Regions from separate parts of the Homo sapiens genome. Here region 2 is linked to region 1. The links are chromatin loops, found by intact Hi-C in ENCODE. Cell type or tissue: ovary. All regions are shown on one strand. Each heading gives the region's core, and the rest is flanking DNA. Links, peaks and the distances in the headings are about the cores only. Region 1 holds the start of HOXC8 (homeobox C8). Region 2 overlaps ZNF385A (zinc finger protein 385A).

Region 1 (5,360 bases), core at 60-5,059:
CAATACAATCAGAATTAGATGTAGTTTCTACTTCTCAATGCAGTCTCAGCTCCTCGATCCCCTTCTCCTAGTTCTTTTCTTCCCAATCTCTGTCTCCCCTACTCTGGTGTTTAGTTTGAATGTTTGTCTGGGGGTGACTGGGTCACGCTGTGCAGCTGCAGCATTTCTGGGGGATGGTGTGCCCAAGGCCCAAGGAAGCTGGCCAGAGATTAGCCAGGAGTGGGGTGCTCCCTGGTGGCCGTGGGACCCCAAGCGCAAAGATGTGGGGATGTGTGTGTAACAGTCCGGTGGGGCTGATCGGCTGTACTGCACCCCAGGGCGCCTTCCTAGAACCAGCAGTTTTAATCTGCTAATCAGAAGCAGACACAAGCTGCCGGGTATGCCTCGGCCCAGCGCCCCCTTTCTCGGAAATCCCCCAATCTGGAAACTGTTAAAATCAGACTGCTTGAAATATAGTCATTTAATATCTCAAGCTGCCCATTCTGCCAAAGGTGCAGGGTGTCGCTCTGAATATTTGGGGAGATACTCCGTGAAAAAAAATAGAGACCCAGCCCATGTGCTGCTCCCCGTAGCATCACCTTACAGGATGGTGAGACACTTGTAGGGACCAGCCCCTTCCCCATCATTTGAATCTCCTACTCTCTCCTTCTATTAAAACTCCAATGTCGGTGGCTGGAGGAGGGTAGGAAGGGGTGAAAATTTTGTTTCGATAATACTGGGGGGCAATCAAGTCGCAACAAGGGACTTCGCAGTCGCTGAAGCACCAGCTCCTCTTTCGAGCTTAGGAGACCGCCTCCCCAATTCCAGAAGCATTGTTTTCTTGGTCCATTTGAAAGGTGTTTTGCCTATAGTTTTTCTCCTTCCTCACACCTCTCTTTGGCCATTTTGCTGTTCTGGAACTCTGACTCCTGTTCCCCACCCAGTGGAGGCCAAGACACCCCTCTCTCCCCTGGTCGGGAGCGCTGGGATGCGGGCTTCTCTCCCAGACCGAGAGCGGCGTTTCCGGGCTTCCACCCCGCCCCTGCTCCCAGGCCCTGTCGCCTCCCCTCAGCGTCCATCAGCGCGGCCTGCTTCCTGCAGCCGGCCTGAGCGGCCTTACTGCGGGCAGGAAGGAGGGCCGCGGGCTTGGAGGACCCTGAGGAAAGCATGGGATGCAGAACAGGCCCACCCGGCCCGGCCCACTGTTCAATCCCAGCCCAGCCTGCAGGTCAGGATTGGAATCATTTTTTATTCGCTATCATTTACGAATTAACAACACAACACGCATCTGGGGAAAGAAATGAAAGCTGGGGGTAGAGAGGGGCTAGCAAACGCCCTCTTCCCCTAATCTTCCCCTCCCACCTCTCCTCTGCTCCTTTGTCAGAATCACAAAACCCTAAAGATTGTTCCACTTGAGAAGGCAGCGGATAGGTACATTTCCGCAGCCCCGAAATGCCACTTTTATGGCGCTGTTTGTCTCCCTGTTCTGGGTTCTCAATGGGGCCGAACAAAACAGCAGCGCGGAGCTGGCTAGACGTCTGGGCTTAATTGTTTTATGGTTTAAATAAGGTGGACACTTTCCTTTGAAATCGGATTATAGGAATGTTTTGTCTATGGCCCACGGAGAACAGGACCTCACTGGCTGAGAGGGAGAGGTGGAGAGCGCGCGCGCGAGAGGGATGGGCTACAAACCAGGGGTCAAACAGCCTGGAGAAGTCCGAGTCCCACCCCAAAGTCCTGCAGGCGGCGGCGGAATAGTCGGTGCGGGGCCAGCATCAGGGTAAGAGGAGGGAGGACTTTAGGGTGCGCGCCGCGGGCAAGCCGTCGTGGGAGCCTCGGAGCGTGCATCCGCGTTCGCGGAGATGTTCCAAGCCCAGAAATGCGCCTGAATGGGGGGAGATCGCGGCAGTTGCTTTGCTTAGAGTCTCTTAATTGGAGAAGGGAGGGTAACAAAAAGAGAAAACAGTGTGGAACCTTTCACAAGGTTTTATTTCAAGAACTTAGAAAACAAAAGAACAGCAGTCCTGGGGCAACTCCCAGGGAATCTCTCTCTTGAGCACCCATCTGGAGGTTCCTTCCTCCCACTTCCCACCTTTGGGGCAAGCCTGGGACCTCTTGTTAGCTTTTTCCCAGCCGGACTGCATTGGACCAAATGGACGCGAGGTGGCGCTGTTGCTCAATGTTAGAGGCGGCGGTGCCCCGGGCCGCCCTGGCCGCACTGACATTTGAGGCCCGGCCCGCAGCCGCTGCAAGAAGGCCCCGCGCCTCGGCCGGCCCGGCCCCACTGGCTCTGAGCAAATCAATCCTCTCACCTGCGAGGTGTAAATAATTCGCGAGTGGCAGCGGGAGATGGGCCCTCGATCTGGCAGCGGGCTCGGAAGGCTCAGGAGGGCAGGCATTAAAAATAATCGCTTTGTGGAGGAGATAAGTGCAAAGCAGGCAGCGCGTAATTAACACAAAAAGGCAGAATGACCCGGACAAACGAACATAAATCCGTGGTACCTATGAGGGCGGTGCAGGCCTCGGGGAGAGGGACAGAGACGGCCTCGGCGAGGATGGCTGCTTTCGGTTCCTTTATTTCCAGGCTCGGGGAGCGAAATAAACCAGATAACGTGTAAAAGAAAGCAAACAAACAAATGAAAGAACGGTGAGGGATCCCCAAAAGGGGAAACCAAGTCCGGCCAGGGGTTGCGGGACTGGTGGGCTCTCCGGGCAGGCGGCGGTGGCGGCACACTCGGGACAGTCGCATTCCAAGACACAAAGCCCCGGAAGAATAGCTCTCTGGCAGGGTTTTCGCTGGACCATAAAATGTCGAAATATCCCCCCACCCCACCCCCTAAATGATAAGGCGCAGGCCCCAGAGCGGATCCAGCCCTCTGGGCCTCCTTTTTCCAGGCTGGGAAGAGAAAGTATTTATGACAGTCTCCAGTGACCCAGATGCTGGGAGCCCAGAGTCCACTCTGTTCATCGCAGCACCCGAAGAGCAGGCTCAGAAAAGGCAGGGCTGGAGCCAAGGCTGAAGCGAGCTGTGGTACGGGTAGAGACGCCCTGTCCTGACCCCTACTGTTCTGGACCCTAGGGAGGCCTGCAGCCCTGGCACAGCCCTCTTCTGACCCTTCCCTCGTGCTGCTCCAATGCCAGAGTTCTGGGTGTCTAAGAGTTTGGGCAGCTCCTGAGATGGGGGTGGGATTCCCCAAATGCAGGGGATCCTGGAGGGAGCTCTTGCTGCCTGCACCAGTGAATCTCCTTTGGGAATTTGACAGAGAGTGGCCATTTCCCCAGCAATTACTTAGATAATAGGGGGACTGGGTTGGGTGGGAGGAGGTGTTCATTCTCTCTAAACCATCCTGCCCTGAACCGCCATTCCTTCTTCCATCTCCAGAGCTGGGCTCCGGATGGGGAAGGAAAAGGTCTGGTTGCCTAACCACCTCCTTCCTCATCCAACCCTGAAACCCCCAGGATGTGGAAGAAAAACAGGTAGCATTTTGCTTTCATAATGCAAAGACCTAAAGATGCATCTGTGTTTGTCAGGCATGTATGCATGTGTGCCTGGGTGTGCACATGTGCGTACAGTGTCTGTGAGGTGGCAGGGATGCTTCCAGGCATGTGTGTGCTAGTTTACACTGAGCATGGACTTGATGTGTCTCAGGGTGAAAAGTAGCACGTACAGTGTGTGTGTGTCCTGAGTGTGCTCTAGGATTTCCTGGGTGTAACAGCCTCACACCCTGGTGAGGGAGAGGACTGGAAAAATAATTCTTACTCATCTTTTTCATTCATATGCACACAGCATGCATGTATTCTCACCTTCTCCCTTTTTCTCTCTGTCTGTGTTAAGCCCAAATCACTGTACACACTTATGGCCAGAGAAGGGTGCTGATGGACTAAGGTTCTTTAATCCATTAGAATTAACTTGAACGTATTCAGTCTTGGGGATGGGGGAACCCTCCAGAGAAAGTGTGGATAAATATTTAAAGAGTGTCTGTTGATAGTTCCCATCCACATCCTGGCCTGGGCAGCCTGCCTGGGGAAGAGGGAGCTGCAGTGAAGCCAGGGGCCCCACCAGGCTGAGCTGGCATTTCCTATGGCATGGGGGTATGTGGGGACAAGTAAGAGGCCTGCTCCAGTCCCCTCCAACTCAGATGCAAATAGTCTCCTAAGAAGAAATGTCCTGAATCAGCCCAGCTAGAAACCAGGGACACACAGCTGCCCTTTCCTTTTAGTCTCCATAAGCAGCTTTGCTCTCAGAGCCCCTAGCCAAGCTTGTGGCCATTGCCTGGGTTTCCTGCTCCATGCAGGGGCTCGTGTCTGAAGGGGCAGTGTGGCCCTGACTGGGTATATGGAGTTTTCCCCAGCCCCACCTCCTCTGACCCTCTCCTCTACCCATAGCAGGTAGCAAGAGAGTCTCCTGGATCTAAGGAAGAAGACAGAACAGCTTCGGACCCTGGGGAGGGGCCAGGGGATGGAGGGTCTGATGCCTGAAGTATTTGGGAGTATGGTGTGCTTGTTCCTCCTCAAAGTCTCCAGACTTAGGGACCCCCTAGGAAGCCCATCTTTTGGGTTAGGGGCCCTGCTCTGGCTTGCAGGTATTCATCCCCTTGGAGGTCTTATACCTGTTGAGGTAACCTGGGTTGACCTGCTGGCTCAGGTATCTCTCTCTCTCTGAGAAGAAGGAAAAGAGAAGCGAGGCTGGGGGCGAGAGGCACCTTCACATCTAAATTCGTACCCTGGAAAACTGGCCCCAGCCATTAGCTGGGGCTGGCTCACCACCCCCCTACACACACCACACACCCCCATCCCTCCCCCTCTCCTCCCCTCCCCTTCCTCCAGGTCCCCCCAGCCCTGTACCCCTCAACCCCCGCCATCTCTCTCTCTCTCTCTCTCTCTCTCTCTCTCTCTCTCTCTCTCTCTCTCTCTCTCTCGCCTGTCTTCATGTCGTGGATTGATGAACGCGAATCGCGTGTAAGCGCCGCCACCGCCGGGAGTCTGAGGAATTCGCCTGGGCTGTTAGAGGAAAGAGCTAAGTGAGAGAGCGCGAGCTCTACCTACCGACAGTGAGGAGCGCCGCCGCCGCCGCCGCCGCCCGCTCGCCGCCCGCCGCCGCCGCCGCCCGCGCCCCAGCCCCGGGAGCTCTGCTGATCCGGCCGAGCTCAGCACCGAGGCGCCCCCCAACCTGCCCAGCCCCCAGCCCACCAGCCCAGCCCAGTCCCGGGGAGCCAGCTGGCCTGGGGTTCGGTCCCGGGGGGAGGGGAGTTTCGGGGGTACTGGGCGGGGTACTCGTGAGCCAGAGGGGAGGGGGCCGCGGGTTTTCATGTACCCAGCATGAGCTCCTACTTCGTCAACCCCCTGTTCTCCAAATACAAAGCCGGCGAGTCCCTGGAACC
Region 2 (5,360 bases), core at 1-5,000, 360 kb after region 1:
TTTCAGCCTCACAGTTGACAAACCCAGGAGTCCCCCATTCCCCTCTCTTTCCTGTTTAACAGACATCATCCCAACTTCCCTCCTCCTTTCTTCTGCAAGACTGGGAAGTGGGTAGAGTGGGGGAAGTGAGCAGAGATGAAAGTCGGGAGGAACTCACATAGATTCTGGGTTTTGGTTTGGGCTTTTTTGTTTGAACTTCCTGCCTCTCAGTAGGGATAGAGGGGGTCAGGATTACTGGCTGCTCTTGGGAGTGTATGGTTGAACCACATTTTGGAGATAACGGAGAAACCATTTTCCTCACATACCATGTGAGAGACAGCTGAACAGTGTTTCCCTGTTCCACAGACCATTTAGGGGCCAGTTGAGAAGGTATTCCAGTATATCTGTAAATGGCACAGTCTCAGTTCTTCAGTCTTGGATACATGAGATCTTAATGAACCTTTGAAAGACTCAAGTCTCCTTATTTTGAAGACTGTGACACTGAGGTCCAGAGAGGGCAAGGACTGACTCAAGGTCACTATTTATGTGGGGCCAGAGCCTAGAGCTCAGATCCCCAGTCTCTGCCCCCCGTTTCTTCCTGTGCCTTGAGTCTCGCTGGCGTGGGTTTCCCACCAGACACACAAAAGCCTGGATTCTTTTCTTTGTCTGAGACTGAGTCTAGACCCATCTGCGTGGAATCTCGAAACACATTACAGGAGCGGCTTAGCCTCGGGCTTAGACTCCTTTTCCGGGTCGTTGGCGCCGCCTTGTGGAGTTGTGGCAAATTCTCAACAGCTGCAGCTGCAGTCCCAGACTTGGACTAGAAATGATCCCCCAGGCCAAGTTTACACGAGCTGGACGAGAGTGGGCGTGGGTGGGATGGGGAGCCTCTGCTCACTCTGCACAAGCCTCATATTTTGCCTCCCCCACCCCCGATTTCCGTTTCCCTCCTCCTTCTCGCTCCCTTTCCTCTTTCTGTGCCGGTCCCATACAGATACATTTAACGACAGAATTGCTCCCAAAACAGCGGGCAAAGACAGAGTCTGAGTCTAGGGGCGGAGGGCAGAACAAATTCAGACTTTATTGTCAGGGAGAGGAAAAAGGGGAGGACCGTGGGTGGGGGGCCTGGGTTGCTACATTGTCAAGCAGAAAGAGTTGATGGGAAGGGGAAGACCAGTGTAGGCCAGACCCCTCCCGGGTCGGCGGCTGAAGGGTTGACGATACGGAAACCACGGAGTCGGGGGTGGGGGAGAGGTGTCACACCCCCGCCCGAGTTGTGCAGTGGAGGTGACTGGTGGGAGGGGACAGCCATGAGGTCTAGGAACTTGGATCGGGGAGGCTACAGACTCGGCGAATCCTGCGAAGGGGAAGGGCGGGGGCGAGGCTTCTATTGCTTTTTGCTCACAGTTTTGCGGAAGGCGAGGCGGGGGTGGGCTTGGACTGGACACCCCTTGCCCCCCTCGGTACCCCTTGGGCGATGGGTGCTGGTGAAAAGAATGGAACCCGGACTAGGGAGGAAGAAGGCGAGGGAAAGGTCTATGGTGGCATCTCCTTGGTCCCACCCAAGTGCCGGAGATGCCCCCAAGTGCTGCCCCCTGCAATGGGCCCGGCTAGACCTGGGGCTAGGGCATGGTGCGGGGCGGGCACAGTGAGGTTGCAGGCGGTAAAACCAAAGTGCTTATGAGGGACCCAGGATCCCGCCTGCTCCCCTCCCCCTACGGAGGACGGGGGTGTTCACGGAAGCGCTTCAGTTTGGGGTAGGGAGCCGGAGTCCCAGAGTCCGCTTATTGCCAAGAAAATCCATTTCTGTCCCCCCCGGACCCCGACCATGGCTTGTGAACCCCGTTTTGTGCTAGGTTTGGGGGGAAGGGCTGGATGGACATGGCTTTTGGGAGGGGGGGTGTCTCCAAGGGGGCTCGGGGGTGAGACGGCCCCCCCTTTTCTAGGGGAGAGGGAAAGGCAGGGGGCGGGGTTCCCTGAGATCTGGGGTGTTCCCCCCCTTCTGAAGCCCCCCTCCCCCGCTACCCCTCCCCTTTCCTGGAACCCCGTATCTCGGGGTGGGGGGGGGGAAGGAGAGATCATTTAGGGAGTGCCGGGAGGAGGGGCGGGCTGGGAGCCCGGACGCCTGGGTCCCGGCTGGAGGTGGGGAGTTGAATGGGAGGGGTTCAGGGTTGAGGTCAGTACGGGGAGAAGAGGATGGGTCCGTGCGCAGTTCGGATGGGTCCGGGGGCCGGGTGAAGCAGAGGGTGAGTGATCGGCGGTCCCTGGAGAAGAGGTGCGGCTGGAGCCGGGCGCAGGGACAGCGGCGAGCCTGCTGCCGCTGCCATCACTGCAGCCACCGCCAGGGGGCTGGGGAGCAGGCCGCCCGCCAGGGACTTGGGCAGCTCCTTGGAGAAAGTCAGCGTGCCCTGAAGCGGGCGAAAGGCGGAGGAAGAGAAGTCACCCGGCGGTCCTGCAAACCCCACCTCTCCCTGGGCAAAGCCCGCGTCCCTCTCTCCTCCCCGCCCGCGCCCTCCCACTGCTGAATTCCCAGCATCCAGGCCTCACCGCCAGCTCCCCGGCGCCCCTAGACTTCTTGTGACGGCTCAGTAGTGGGTTGGGCTTCCCGGCCACGCCGTCTCGGTGCCGCCGGCTGGAGATGTGCTGCGGGGGCCAGTGGATAGGGGGCTGTGAGCTCCCGGAAAGGGGCAACAGCGAGGGAGTATAATCAAGCTCCAAGCACCGGCCCCCTCCCATCTGGCCCCCTGGGGAAAACTCTGAAGAAGGGCCTTTACTCAAGCTCCTTGCTCCCCTTCCCCACTTAGCGGGTGGAGCGTCCCAGAATTCCTGGGAAGGGCCTTAGACCCACCTGTTTCAGTTGGACCTCCGAGTTGACCTTGACATTGCAGATCTCACAGTGGAAAGTTCGGTCCTGGGCAGGAGCCTCTGGTTCCCCCGGGGTGGGAGGCCCCAGCCGAGGGTAAGCTTTGATGGGCCCGAGCCCACTTCGGGCCTCCAGAATTGTCTTGTGCTTAGTACCTGGAGCCCAGAGAGGGCAGGAGGTAAGGGGTGGAAGAAAAATTATCCAGGCCTACTGGGCCTCAGAATGCACATTCCCAGGTACAATATGAGGGGGAAGAGGGTGGGCACAGTGTGGGTTCTTTCTAACTAAGCTCCTTGGGACCCTCCCAAAGAGGTGGATCAGGAGAGAGTCATAGGTAAAGGAGTAAGATGGAGGGAGGAGCTGAGGAAGTAAAGGGCTAAGGAACAGGGGAGATGGCTGGAGAAGGAGACAGGCAGATAGGCTGATAGGTCTTAGATGGTCTAGGGATGTTGGAAGCCAGGGGCATTAGGATGTAGAGGCAGGGGTGGCCTGAGGACAGGAGAGTCTGGGTGGGGGCAGGGGAGTCCATACCTTTGTTATGTGCCTCAAGCTGGGACAGGGAGTTCACAGCCACCTTGCACAGAGCACAGTAGAGCAGCCGCTTGGCTTTCTCCTCCTCTTCCTTGCTACCCCCAGGCAAGGAAGCCGGGGCTGGAGTCCCCCCTTCACCCTTGGTTACACCCTGACCAGTCTCCGGAATGCTGGGAGGGGATGGGGAGCCAGGCTGTTTCTCTGGGGATCCTGGGGCTGGCCCCAGTCCATTCTCCATGGAAACTGTTGTTGGGGGAGAAACATGGGGATCACCCTAGATGGCTCTTGGAGAAGACTCTTCATGTGGAAGAGACCCCCCCCATTTCCTGGAGGGCAAGGGACCAGGAGTCCCCACCCTGTTACAACATGCATGCTCTCATGCCCTGGTCCAGAGCCAGATGTGGTCCAGCTGCCGCAGGCTGGGTGTGAAACTCCAATGCTTGGCTCATTCTCCATTAGCTGGGAATGGCCAAGGGGTCCAGCCTCACCAGCCTACCTTCAGGGTGAAGCTGGCAGCCAGCCCAGCCAGGGGGAGAGGCATGCAACAAGGATATACCCCTCAGTGGCCTGCCAGCCAGTCTGGGCTTCCTGCCAGGACAGCCCCTTCCTGGAGTCTTGCCCAGCCCCCAGGAAGTACACGAAAGAGCCCTAGGAAGGGGCAGAGGCAGGGTGAGGAAAGGTCTGGAGAGATAAACACAGGCATGGCAAAAGGGAAATAGAAACATCAGAACCGGAGAGGGAAGAAACAGGGATGTAGGCTGCTCTATAATTCATGGCTTGATTAAAGATGCACAGGCCCTAGGCCTCAGTGCTGGGTTCTGGCCTCTGTACAGGGGAAACTCTAGCGCTCCCATTCTTGCTCCAGCAGCTGATCCAGTTTCCGGGTCATGGCGAGGCTGGCAGTGGGGGTGGGGAGCTTGTGGGAGGGGAACTCCTCACCCCTCCAGGTACCCATTTGCTTGTTCATCCTATGTCCTTCCCCTTATTTCTCTTACTTTTTTCTGACATTCTTCACCTCCATCCCAATCCAGACAGCACATCCACATCTCAGTCTGGACAGGACTTCATGGTTTATAAAGCACGGCAGGTATAGTTATCCTGCCTATATCCTCAGAGATACTGTAGGAATTAAATGAGGTAATATGTGTAAAGTGCTATTCAAGAAATGTTAGCTATCACCATCATCATCATCATCCTCTTCCTCTCCATCTTACAGAGATGTTAACAAACTAAGATGATCAGGCTAAGAAGCAGCCAAAGTACAATTAGAACTCAGCTTCCCGTGGCCGGGGACGGTGGCTCATGCCTGTGATCCCAGCATTTTGGGAGGCTGAGGTGGGCAGATCACTTGAGGTCAGGAGTTTGAGACCAGCTTGGGCAACATGGTGAAACCCTTTCTATACTAAAAATACAAAAATTACCCGGGTGTGGTGGCAGGTGCCTGTAATCCCAGCTACTCAGGAGGCTGAGGCAGGAGAATCGCTTGAACCTGGGAGGTGGAGGTTGCAGTGAGCTGAGATTGTGCCACTGCACTCTAGCCTGGGCGACAGAGTGAGACTCTGTCTCAAAAAACAAACAAACAAAAAACAGAACTCAGTTCCCCCACCTGCCCGCCTGCCCACTCACTCTGACTGTGCATCCCTGAGGGGGTTCTGTGTGTGTGTGTGTGTGTGTGTGTGTGTGTGTGTGTGTGTGTATTGAGAATGGGGTCCTGGTTTCCAAGCTGGTAGTACAGATGTTTGTTTCTCATTCTTCTTAGGGTGGGGCAGGAAGGACAGGCAAGTATAAGGATGGAGATGTTAGGTCTCTCTGGAATTGGCCATGATTGACATCCGATGTGGTAATCCCAGGATGGGGGTGGCTCATCATATCTTCCTGTCTCAATATTCCTGCTTTCCAATTTCTTGGCTGCAAGTATGACTGAGGATGGTCACCAGCCATGAGGGAAAAGGAATCTTGTAAACTTGGAAAAGACCTCAAAGATCTT

What was found. A loop is a pair of places that touch in the nucleus more often than their neighbours do. Peaks named below come from ENCODE experiments on the same cell type or tissue, not always from the same donor. Only the 100,000 strongest peaks of a DNase experiment are listed, where the experiment ranks them.
Region 2: a loop joins it to region 1, with 3 times the contacts of the local background. A loop is called at or near these places in 32 of 110 quality-filtered maps.

The regions. Positions count from the first base shown.
Region 1 is chr12:54,003,987-54,009,346 of GRCh38, forward strand. HOXC8 (homeobox C8) reads left to right here and starts at 4,999. Exons shown (of 2, transcript NM_022658.4): 1 at 4,999-5,360. The coding sequence starts at 5,299. RefSeq lists a silencer at 2,106-2,175 and an enhancer at 2,406-2,485. In ovary, for the core only: a CTCF peak has its summit at 2,142 (motif pointing right); a DNase peak (open chromatin) is centred at 2,155; H3K4me3 peaks cover 866 bases; H3K27ac peaks cover 876 bases.
Region 2 is chr12:54,368,100-54,373,459 of GRCh38, forward strand. It overlaps ZNF385A (zinc finger protein 385A), which reads right to left. Exons shown (of 7, transcript NM_015481.3): 4 at 3,374-3,616; 5 at 2,828-2,997; 6 at 2,527-2,622; 7 at 1,037-2,387. The coding sequence ends at 2,157. All of the region lies in intron 1 of GPR84-AS1 (GPR84, ZNF385A, ITGA5 and GTSF1 antisense RNA 1), which reads left to right. Among named protein-coding and RNA genes, the nearest start is that of GPR84, 6.3 kb to the left of the region's middle. In ovary, for the core only: CTCF peaks have their summits at 755 (motif pointing left) and 2,332 (motif pointing right); DNase peaks (open chromatin) are centred at 742, 1,353, 2,412, 4,222 and 2 weaker places; H3K4me3 peaks cover 1,929 bases; H3K27ac peaks cover 1,927 bases.